3 separate regions of the Homo sapiens genome follow, and all the other regions are linked to region 3. Evidence: chromatin contacts called from ENCODE Hi-C or POLR2A ChIA-PET data. All regions are on one chromosome and are shown on one strand. Each heading gives the region's core, a stretch centred on a gene start or an enhancer-like site at or near the end of the contact. The rest is flanking DNA. Distances are from core to core; before and after follow the strand shown. Region 1 has its middle 45 kb from the start of SERTAD2. Region 2 has its middle 9.3 kb from the start of SERTAD2-AS1. Region 3 holds the start of LINC01800 (long intergenic non-protein coding RNA 1800).

Region 1 (2,700 bases), core at 96-2,595, 160 kb after region 3:
GTAGTGAAACAAACATGGGTTTTGAAGTTAGACAAACTTGGGTTTCAATCTGATGTTTGTTTGTTTTTTTGATATGAGATGAGATCTGTATTAGTCCATTCTCAACGCTGCTGATAAAGACATACCTGAGACTGGGTAATTTATAAAGGAAAGAGGCTTAATTGACTCACAGTTCAGCATGGCTGAGGAGGCCTCAGGAAACTTACAATTATGGCGGACGGGATGCAAACTCGTCCTTCTTCACATGGTGGCAGCAAGGAGAAGTGCGAGCAAAGTGGGAAAAACCCCTTATAAAACCATCAGATCTTGTGAGGACTCACTTCGCTATCATGAGAACAGCATGGGGGGACTGCCTCCATCATCTAGTCACCTCCTACGAGGTCCCTCCCCCAGTGCATGGGGATTACAATTTGGATTACAATTCAAGATGAGATTTGTGTGGGGACCCAGAGCGAGACCTTGTCAGGATCTTACTGTGTTGCCTCTCTGGGCTCAAGCGATCCTGGTACTTCAGCCTCCTGAGCAGTTGGAATTTCAGGGGCACACCACTGTGCCTGGCTTCCAGTCTGATCTTAAAGGATATGACCTTGCATATGTCTCCCCATCTGAAACCTACCTCATGAGTTTAAGGATCAAATGATGTTTTTACGTAACAGTAGTAACTATTACCATTATTATAATAATTTGGAGTTATTACTTGAGGGAAAAGTAACATTTTTAAAGAAAATCGGTTGTTCCAATTAGCATATTCAGAGACGGTTGTATGTGTAGGGGAATTATGATACATTTCCAAATGTGTACTGGGATTTTTTTTTTAATATCTGCAGTTTTGGTATAGCTGTGGTAAGTAAGCCTTTGGGGTGAAAAGGTTGATTTACTAGAGATAGGCTGTGATGTGCCAGCTAGTATTACTCTACAGTGTTCAAGGATCTGTGAGAAGCAATACTTCCTGTACATTTTCAGGAGTAGAAAGGAGCAGTGGTGGCCCAAAGTGCCTGGCCGCTGCACAGTGGTCATGCCCCCTAAAAATTGAATGAGTCTGTAGAGTGAGCCCAATCTAGCCCAGGAGTGTTTGAACTCTGGGTCACACTTTAATTTGATTAACACTTTCACTTATTAATGGTCTTGATTTGTCTTGGCACTTTGCAATTAAATGGTCTATACAAAGACTTTCTCCTTTGGACACAGCGTATATTTGTCGTCTAACTACAGAGTTTAGCATCAAATAATTTTATGACAGACCACATTTGGCATGCCTAGTTATTCAGGGAATTTTCAAAGAACCATAGAGGGACTTTTTAGTCACACATCCTCTCTGTTCTTAGTCATCTACTCCTTTTATGGTAGTCATTAGCCAGTATCTCTCAACCTCTTCTACAATGTTTAACAGTTAGTGTACACTCTCTGTAGCACTGGTTTTTTTTGAGCTCTGTGTACTTAATAATGAGACAGTCAGCATATACTTGTGAAAACATAAACTAAATGTTGGTATATTCTCCGCATGGTTTCTTTTTATAGAACCACAGTTGTTAACACACATTAACTACTTCAAAATCACTAATTAAAACATTTTCTCATCTGTATTTTGGGAGTATTATCTTTTCTCCCCTCCAGTTGTACCACTTAAGTATCATTGGTTACATTCAGAATTAAGGGACAAGAGAAATGAAAGACAGTGTGATTTAGAAGTTTTCCTTTAATGCATAGGAAAACAGACGTTTTCATATTCTAGGTAATCAGAAGTACCTTCTACATTTAACTACTTGACCCTAATGACCTGGTCAAATTCCAGTGTTGCACAATTGCATTGTACCTTCCCTAATACCCAGTGAATTTAATTGTTTGGCTACAAACTATTCCCCTTAACTTTTTAGAACCATTTTGTAGGCTGTGCTCTTATAAAGATATATCAAAAGCCGCACTTGTCACCTTTTCTAAAAATGCAAGTCATTTTCACCCCCTCTCCTTCTAATCCTTCTACTTTCTCCCCATATTTATAAACACATTTCCCAAAAAATATTCAATCTTCTTTTTCATGGATCCAAAAGACATTGGACATATGGCTTGAACACAACACTGGGGTAATAATTAATTAAGGTAAGAAAGCAAGGATTTTGGAAAGTGTGGGTTGATGAGTCAGATAATGGTAGGATTTTTCTCCTGATCTCTGGTAAGGTATTACAAAGTTCTCTCCTAATTGTCTTGCAGGCCCCTGACAGCATATCCTGAATTAAACTTGTTCTGTTTTCCCAGCTTACCCTTCTAAATTCTCTATTTCCTGTCACGGCATCTCTCTCCATCCCTTAATCATCTAAACTGGAATCCCAGCTCTCTATTTCACACCCCATATCCAATCCCCTCGGCCCTTAGGGGAGAGCGGGCAATAGATCCTGGCTGCGCTGGTCACCTGTGGGCTCCAGCAGCAAACAGGTGGGTTCATTTCCTGCAGTATGCTGTACAAATGTTTTATTTTTGTATGCCCTGATGTGAAAAGGTTTGGAAAGTATTCAGGATAGAATTTACACTCGTATGAAGGCTGTGCCAGAAATGACCCCAACTGACTTCTGCTTCATCCTCTCCCTCTCTCCTCAAGTACATTTTATGTTATAACCTCATCAAAAAAAGTCTCAGTATCCTAAATACACACACTTTGCCATTTTATTTCCCCATCCTTAATTACATCATTTTGTGGTTGCTTCT
Region 2 (2,700 bases), core at 127-2,626, 240 kb after region 3:
TTATTGTCTGGGGCAAAATAGTTTATAGCATCAGAGTTCAGTTTGGCTCTGCTACCAGATCTCCCAAGCTTGAATCCTGGCACCTACAATCTTGGGCAAGTTCCTGAGCCTCTCTGTGCCTCAGCTTTCTTAGCTATAAAACGGGGGAAATAATTGAGCTTGTCTCAGGGCATGGTGGGGATCAAATGAGTCAATGTGAAGCACGCTCGAGCATTTCTAGGGCACTGGAAAGTCCACAAATGTCAGTACAGCTAACATGATGGCAGACAAGGCTAAAATCCAGCTCTCCACTCTCAGCGCGGTGTTTTAGGTTAAGCCTCAAAGCACAACTGGGGTATCTTAATGCTGGAGGCATGTTTGCTGGGCAGAACCAAGATTTCCTAATACCTTGCATGTTGTGGTGGTCGGCCACTTACAGAGAACACTGTGCTCTGTGCTTGCATGGCAATATGTGGTCCCAGAATCTCTATTGCCTCTTCCATCTTCGTTTTAATGCCCTTTTGTTCCCCTTGGAGAGGAATATTTGACTGAATCAGGAGTAATAGTTTCCAGGGTTACCACTTACTGAGCACTCACATGTGCCAGACACTGCTATATACTGGTGTGTGTGAGCTCATGAACTCTTTCCAGCACTTTGAGCTTTATCTTACTACCCCCACTTTACAGAAGTGGCAGCCGGCTCAGAGAGGTTAAGCAGCTTGCCAAAGGTCACACAGCTGGCAAGTGGGTAGAGCTGGGATTGGGCCTCTCTGACTCTTAGAACACCTTCCAGCACATGTCTTGTCTTCAGCCTCGAAGCTGAGCAAGGTGTTCGAATCCGATCGTTACCTCTATAACTTCCCTGAACCTTGGACCTCTCTTCTTCATGGGGTGTGGATTTCTCCTGGCACGTGCACAGCATTGCCCTGAGGAACAAGAGGAGGAAGATCTCCTACTGGGGCCAGCAGTAGACCAGGAGTTAGGATAGCTCTCCAGGGCTGAATGCCCCGTCAGTTCTCTTGTCCTGGCTCTGTGTGACCTTGGGCCAGTCACTTCCCCTCTCTGGGACTCAGGAGCAAAAGACAGAAGCAAGACATACATGCCTTCTGCAAGCTCTGGACTATGCTTCTCCCTACAGCACATTGGAAGCATGGAGGTCTCCGCCAGCATCCCTGGACATGCCATCCAGGCCTCGAGGATTTTACAAAAGCTCTCGGGTGGGAGGCGAGCGCTGTTCTATGGTGCCAGCCTTCGAGGCTTCTGGATAGTGCGGCCGTGTACATGATCCTGGAGACACACATGCCCGCATTGTCCTTGGAACTGGAACTGGGAAACCCCACCACAGCAGGCTGGCTGCCCCAGCCCCACAGCCCGCCAGGCGGCCTCCCTCCCTCCCTCCCCTCTCAGGCAGGGCAGCTAAGCTGCCAGCTGCTAGCAAGGCCTATTGTTCAGCAGTGACAAGAAATGGCTGCAGAGCACAGCACCCTCCTGGAGAGAGGCTGGAGGCGGAAGGGGGAGGGTGGGGTGAGCTGGGGAAATGTCCCTGACACCGGCTTCCCTGGGGCGCTGGCCTGCGTGCCCAGGAGGAGTCAGGGACAAACACATCGCTTGTGCGGGGTCTGTCCCCTCCTTCCTTAGGGCCTCACAGACTTCTTTTTCATTTGTCTTCTCGGGACGTGATGATGGGTGGAAGTGTGTGGCCGTGTTTTCGTGGGTCAATGTAGGGAGTCAGGCCTCCTCTAGAAAAAGATTTATGGTCACTTACTTCCCAGCTGATGGCCTGCAAGTAGTGCCAGGTGGCCAAGTGCGTTTGAAAGAGGCTGCTCCTGTCAGTCCAGCCCATGCTCTGAGTGGAATGCACTCCCTGGGCCTGGAGAGGCTCCCGTGGAGCTGAGGGGCCTGACGTTTGTGGGTAGCTTCATGGCGTCTGAGCGCCTCACACACATTTGCTTTTTTTTTTTTTGAGACGAAGTCTCGCTCTGTAACCCAGGCTGGAGTGCAGTGGTGTGATCTTGGTTCACTGCAACCTCCGCCTCCCGGGTCCTGGTTCAAGCAATTCTCCTGCCTCAGCCTCCTGAGTAGCTGAGATTACAGGCATGTACCACCATGCCCAGCTAATTTTTGTATTTTTAGTAGAGACGGGGTTTTACCATGTTGGCCAGGCTGGTCTTGAACTCTTGACCTCGTGATCCGCCCAACTCAGCCTCCCAAAGTGCTAGGATTACAGGCTTGAGCCACCGTGCCTGGCCCATTTGCTTTCTTTGATTCTCATGGCAGTTCTGGAGGAGGTGGCAGGGGAGGGAGGCTCTGCAGACGTGGGGACACTGAGGAGCAGAGGGCATGGGCCACTGAGTACAGAAGTGGCACAGACAGAAGAGCAGGTCCCAGACCCAGGCCCCTCCCTTTATCACCCTCAGGTGGCGGCTTTCGGGCTTAGAAAAAACAGCCAGAAATTTACGAAAAAATCAAGGTCTATAAGTGAGCCATGGAGCCAGAAGCCACATATTCTGTTGGGGCTTTGTAACAGGGGCAGGGTGGGAACTGAAACCATTCTGAGCTTTGATTCTGTCCTTTCTGTCCCTGATACCACCTCTCCTCCCGCTGCCCCAAACACACACACACTCAGCCATAGTGGAGGGGAAGAAGTGATGCAGCTACAGGTGGCCACTGTCTTCCTCAAACATTCCACCTAAGACAGAGTTAGGCACTTCCTGTGTTTCT
Region 3 (2,700 bases), core at 58-2,557:
AAAAAAAAAAAATTCCCCTGTCGCCTGGGGAGATGTCTCAGTCACTTTTCTCCAGCAGGAAGCTGCTTCATGTTGGAGCCTCCTGGGATTGGCAGAGTTAAAAATCCTTTAACCCAGGATGCCTTGGGCCTTTTGTTCAGCCCTGACAATAGAATTGGGTGGAGGGGGCTGGGAAGGCAAGTAGCTGGGTTAGAGATGCATCCGTGGGGTGGGGGTATGGGGAAGCTTGTGTTCAGCCACTGGGTACATGAAAGCAACTGTGTGTGTGTGTGTGTGTGTGTGTGTGTGTGTGTGTGTGTGTGTGTGTGTGTCGGGGGAGGGTATAAGGGAGCCCAGGGACACTGGGGCACCAGCTCGTTAACACGTGTGTATGAATGCCGGCTGTGCGCTTGGCAAATCCTTAATTACACAGGGAGAACTTCCTGAACCGGGAACTCAGTATCGGTCCCTGAAAGGTTGGGTAATGGCTTCTTCTTGCATCTGGAATCCAAGGGGACCAATCTCTCTGGCTCCCCTGGGCTCTCAGATTCTTCTAGATGTCTTTGTCTTCTAAAATTCTGGGATCCCAAGGGAAGACACATAGTTAAGGACACTCAGAAATGCATACCTTTCAACCCTACTAATCATCCTAAAACCTGTGCTTTCAACATATCACGTCCTTGATCTGTAACCCTCAGGGGCACCCACGATCTCCAATGACTGGGAGTGATGGCATTTAAGTCTTTCCACCATGCAGAAGTTTCTTCCCTCATTCCCCATGAATTCTCTCCTGTAGCCAGCCTGGCCCCTCATAACCCCTTGGATATACTGTATCTTGAATTCTCCAGCCTTTCTGCAGTTGCCTTCCTGGGACATTCATTCCCATGTTCACAATCTAGCCAATTGTATCCCTTCTCTATTCAGTTCTAGCATCAGTCAGTCAATCAACAAGCATTTATTGAAAGTCCACTATGTACAAGACATGTTCTAGGCCCTGGTAATACATCAGAGACTGAGACAAATACCTGTTCTTAAGGATTTTATATTTTAATGGGAGAAACAGAGTAGACTCATGGCTCACGCCTATAATCCCAGGACTTTGGGAGGCCAAGGCAAGAGGATCACTTGAGGCCAGGAGCTCAAAACCAGCCTGGGCAGCAAGTGTCTTCTTTTGCCTCTGCAAAAGAAAATTAAAAATAACAAAAAAAGGAAGCTAAACTAGAGTATTGTGGTAGAGGGGTGTGTGTGTGTGCATGTGGGTGCATCCGTGTGTGTGGTAGGTTGATGGGTGCTGTTTTATTTAGCCAGGGAAGGTCTCTTTGAGGAGGTGGCATTCGAGACCTTCTGGGTGGGAAGGAGGCAGCCATGTGGTGATCTGGGGAAGAGTGCTGCAAGCAGAAAGGCAAGTAAAAACAAAAGCCCTGAGGCAGAAATGTGCTCCTTATGCTTAAGAAACACCGTGAAGGCCAACGTGGTTGGAGCAATGTGAGCAAGAAGAATAGAGGGGCCTTGGGAACATAGGTAGCTGAGTCCTCATGGATCAAGGTAAGAAGTGTGGGTTTTATTTTGTTGCAGTGGGAAGCCTTTGGAGGGTTAGAAGGTGGGGAGTGAAGAAAACAGTTAAGATACTATTGCAAAAGTCCTGGCAGGAGGAGATTTTAAAAACCACAGTTGTGGCTATGGAGATGGTGAGATGTGATACTGGTTTCTGGGTCAGTTTTGGAGGTGGGAATAGATAAGGCTTACTGATGATCTGACCCAGGACTAACTGGGTAGTCCTATGTTGGGGGTAGGAGGTGGATCCATAATTGTGTTTGGGCCATGCCAAGACCTATCAGACATCAGGTAAATATGTGTAGACAGCTTTGAGTCTGGAGTTCAGATTTAAATTTGAGAACCAGCATGTAGGTAGTCTTCAAAGCAGTAGGCCAGAATAATTCCACTTAGGGAGAGAGTCAAGAAAGAAGGTAGCAGATGGCTGAGACTGATGCCACTCCAACCTTTAGAGATCTGGTAGGGGAAAACCCAGCAGAGCAGACTGAGGAAGACAGCCCATGACACTGGAGGAAAACCAGAAGATGGTGATTACAAGGAACTCAGCAAAGGAAGTATTTTGAGAAAGAGGATGTATCAGTCTGCTATTGCTAGGTAACAAACAACCACAAAAATCTCAATGGCATAACAGTAAATATTTATTTGATTCACAAAGCTGTGAGTCAGCTGGAGGTTGGCTAGATGAGGCTGATGTTGGCTGGGCAGCTCTAAGCCACCGTTGGGCTGAGCCTGCTCTGCATACATGTCCCTCACTCTTTTTGTACCTGCAGGCCAGCTAGGGCACATTTTTCTCCCATGGTGATAATAGGCACAAAAAAGCAGGTGGAAACATAAAATGCCTCTAAAGACCTAGATTTGGAACTGGCACCATGTCACCTCCTCCTACATTCCATTGGCCAAAAGGGGTCATGCAGCCACGCCCAAAGTCAAGGGGCAAGAAAGTACAGTATAGTCTACATCTAGCGGGAGGGACTGCAGAGTCGGATTGAAGGGGATAGGGATAGAGTGAGGCAGGACAAGAAATAGGACCCATAATTCAGTCTTCCACAGAGAGAGTGGTCAAACGCATTCAGTGCCACTGACAGGCCAGATGAATAGAGGATGGTGAACTGGCCACCAATGTGACCTTAAGATGTCAGTCATTGGCATCCTTGATAAGAGCTATTA

Evidence for each region. Hi-C counts contacts between places; a loop is a spot of excess contacts on that map. ChIA-PET counts read pairs that join two places held with the same protein, here RNA polymerase II (POLR2A). Pooled maps may share reads with other maps.
Region 1: a map of endothelial cell of umbilical vein shows a loop between it and region 3 (3-fold over the local background). The contact joins the enhancer-like site here to the promoter of LINC01800 in region 3. A Hi-C loop is called at or near these places in 1 of 168 maps with a recorded cell type or tissue (endothelial cell of umbilical vein), 7 of 37 single-sample maps with no recorded cell type and 9 of 50 pooled maps. POLR2A ChIA-PET finds 5 or more read pairs at or near these places in 3 of 52 experiments (CD4-positive, alpha-beta T cell, GM10248 and activated B cell).
Region 2: a map of right lobe of liver shows a loop between it and region 3 (2.7-fold over the local background). The contact joins the enhancer-like site here to the promoter of LINC01800 in region 3. A Hi-C loop is called at or near these places in 6 of 168 maps with a recorded cell type or tissue (CD4-positive, alpha-beta memory T cell, GM18951, IMR-90 and 3 more), 2 of 37 single-sample maps with no recorded cell type and 4 of 50 pooled maps. POLR2A ChIA-PET finds 5 or more read pairs at or near these places in 10 of 52 experiments (A673, AG04450, CD8-positive, alpha-beta memory T cell and 7 more).

What each region holds. Positions count from the first base shown.
Region 1 is chr2:64,697,521-64,700,220 of GRCh38, reverse strand. No RefSeq gene overlaps it. Among named protein-coding and RNA genes, the nearest start is that of SERTAD2, 45 kb to the right of the region's middle. RefSeq lists enhancers at 125-184, 1,262-1,331. Within about 2 kb of position 1,345, at least 3 of the 41 ENCODE cell types and tissues checked have a DNase peak (open chromatin) inside an H3K27ac peak, as active enhancers do.
Region 2 is chr2:64,626,227-64,628,926 of GRCh38, reverse strand. No RefSeq gene overlaps it. Among named protein-coding and RNA genes, the nearest start is that of SERTAD2-AS1, 9.3 kb to the left of the region's middle. RefSeq lists an enhancer at 2,578-2,700. Within about 2 kb of position 1,376, at least 5 of the 41 ENCODE cell types and tissues checked have a DNase peak (open chromatin) inside an H3K27ac peak, as active enhancers do; they include OCI-LY7, where a contact is called at or near this core.
Region 3 is chr2:64,862,238-64,864,937 of GRCh38, reverse strand. LINC01800 (long intergenic non-protein coding RNA 1800) reads left to right here and starts at 1,307. Exons shown (of 5, transcript NR_110224.1): 1 at 1,307-1,524.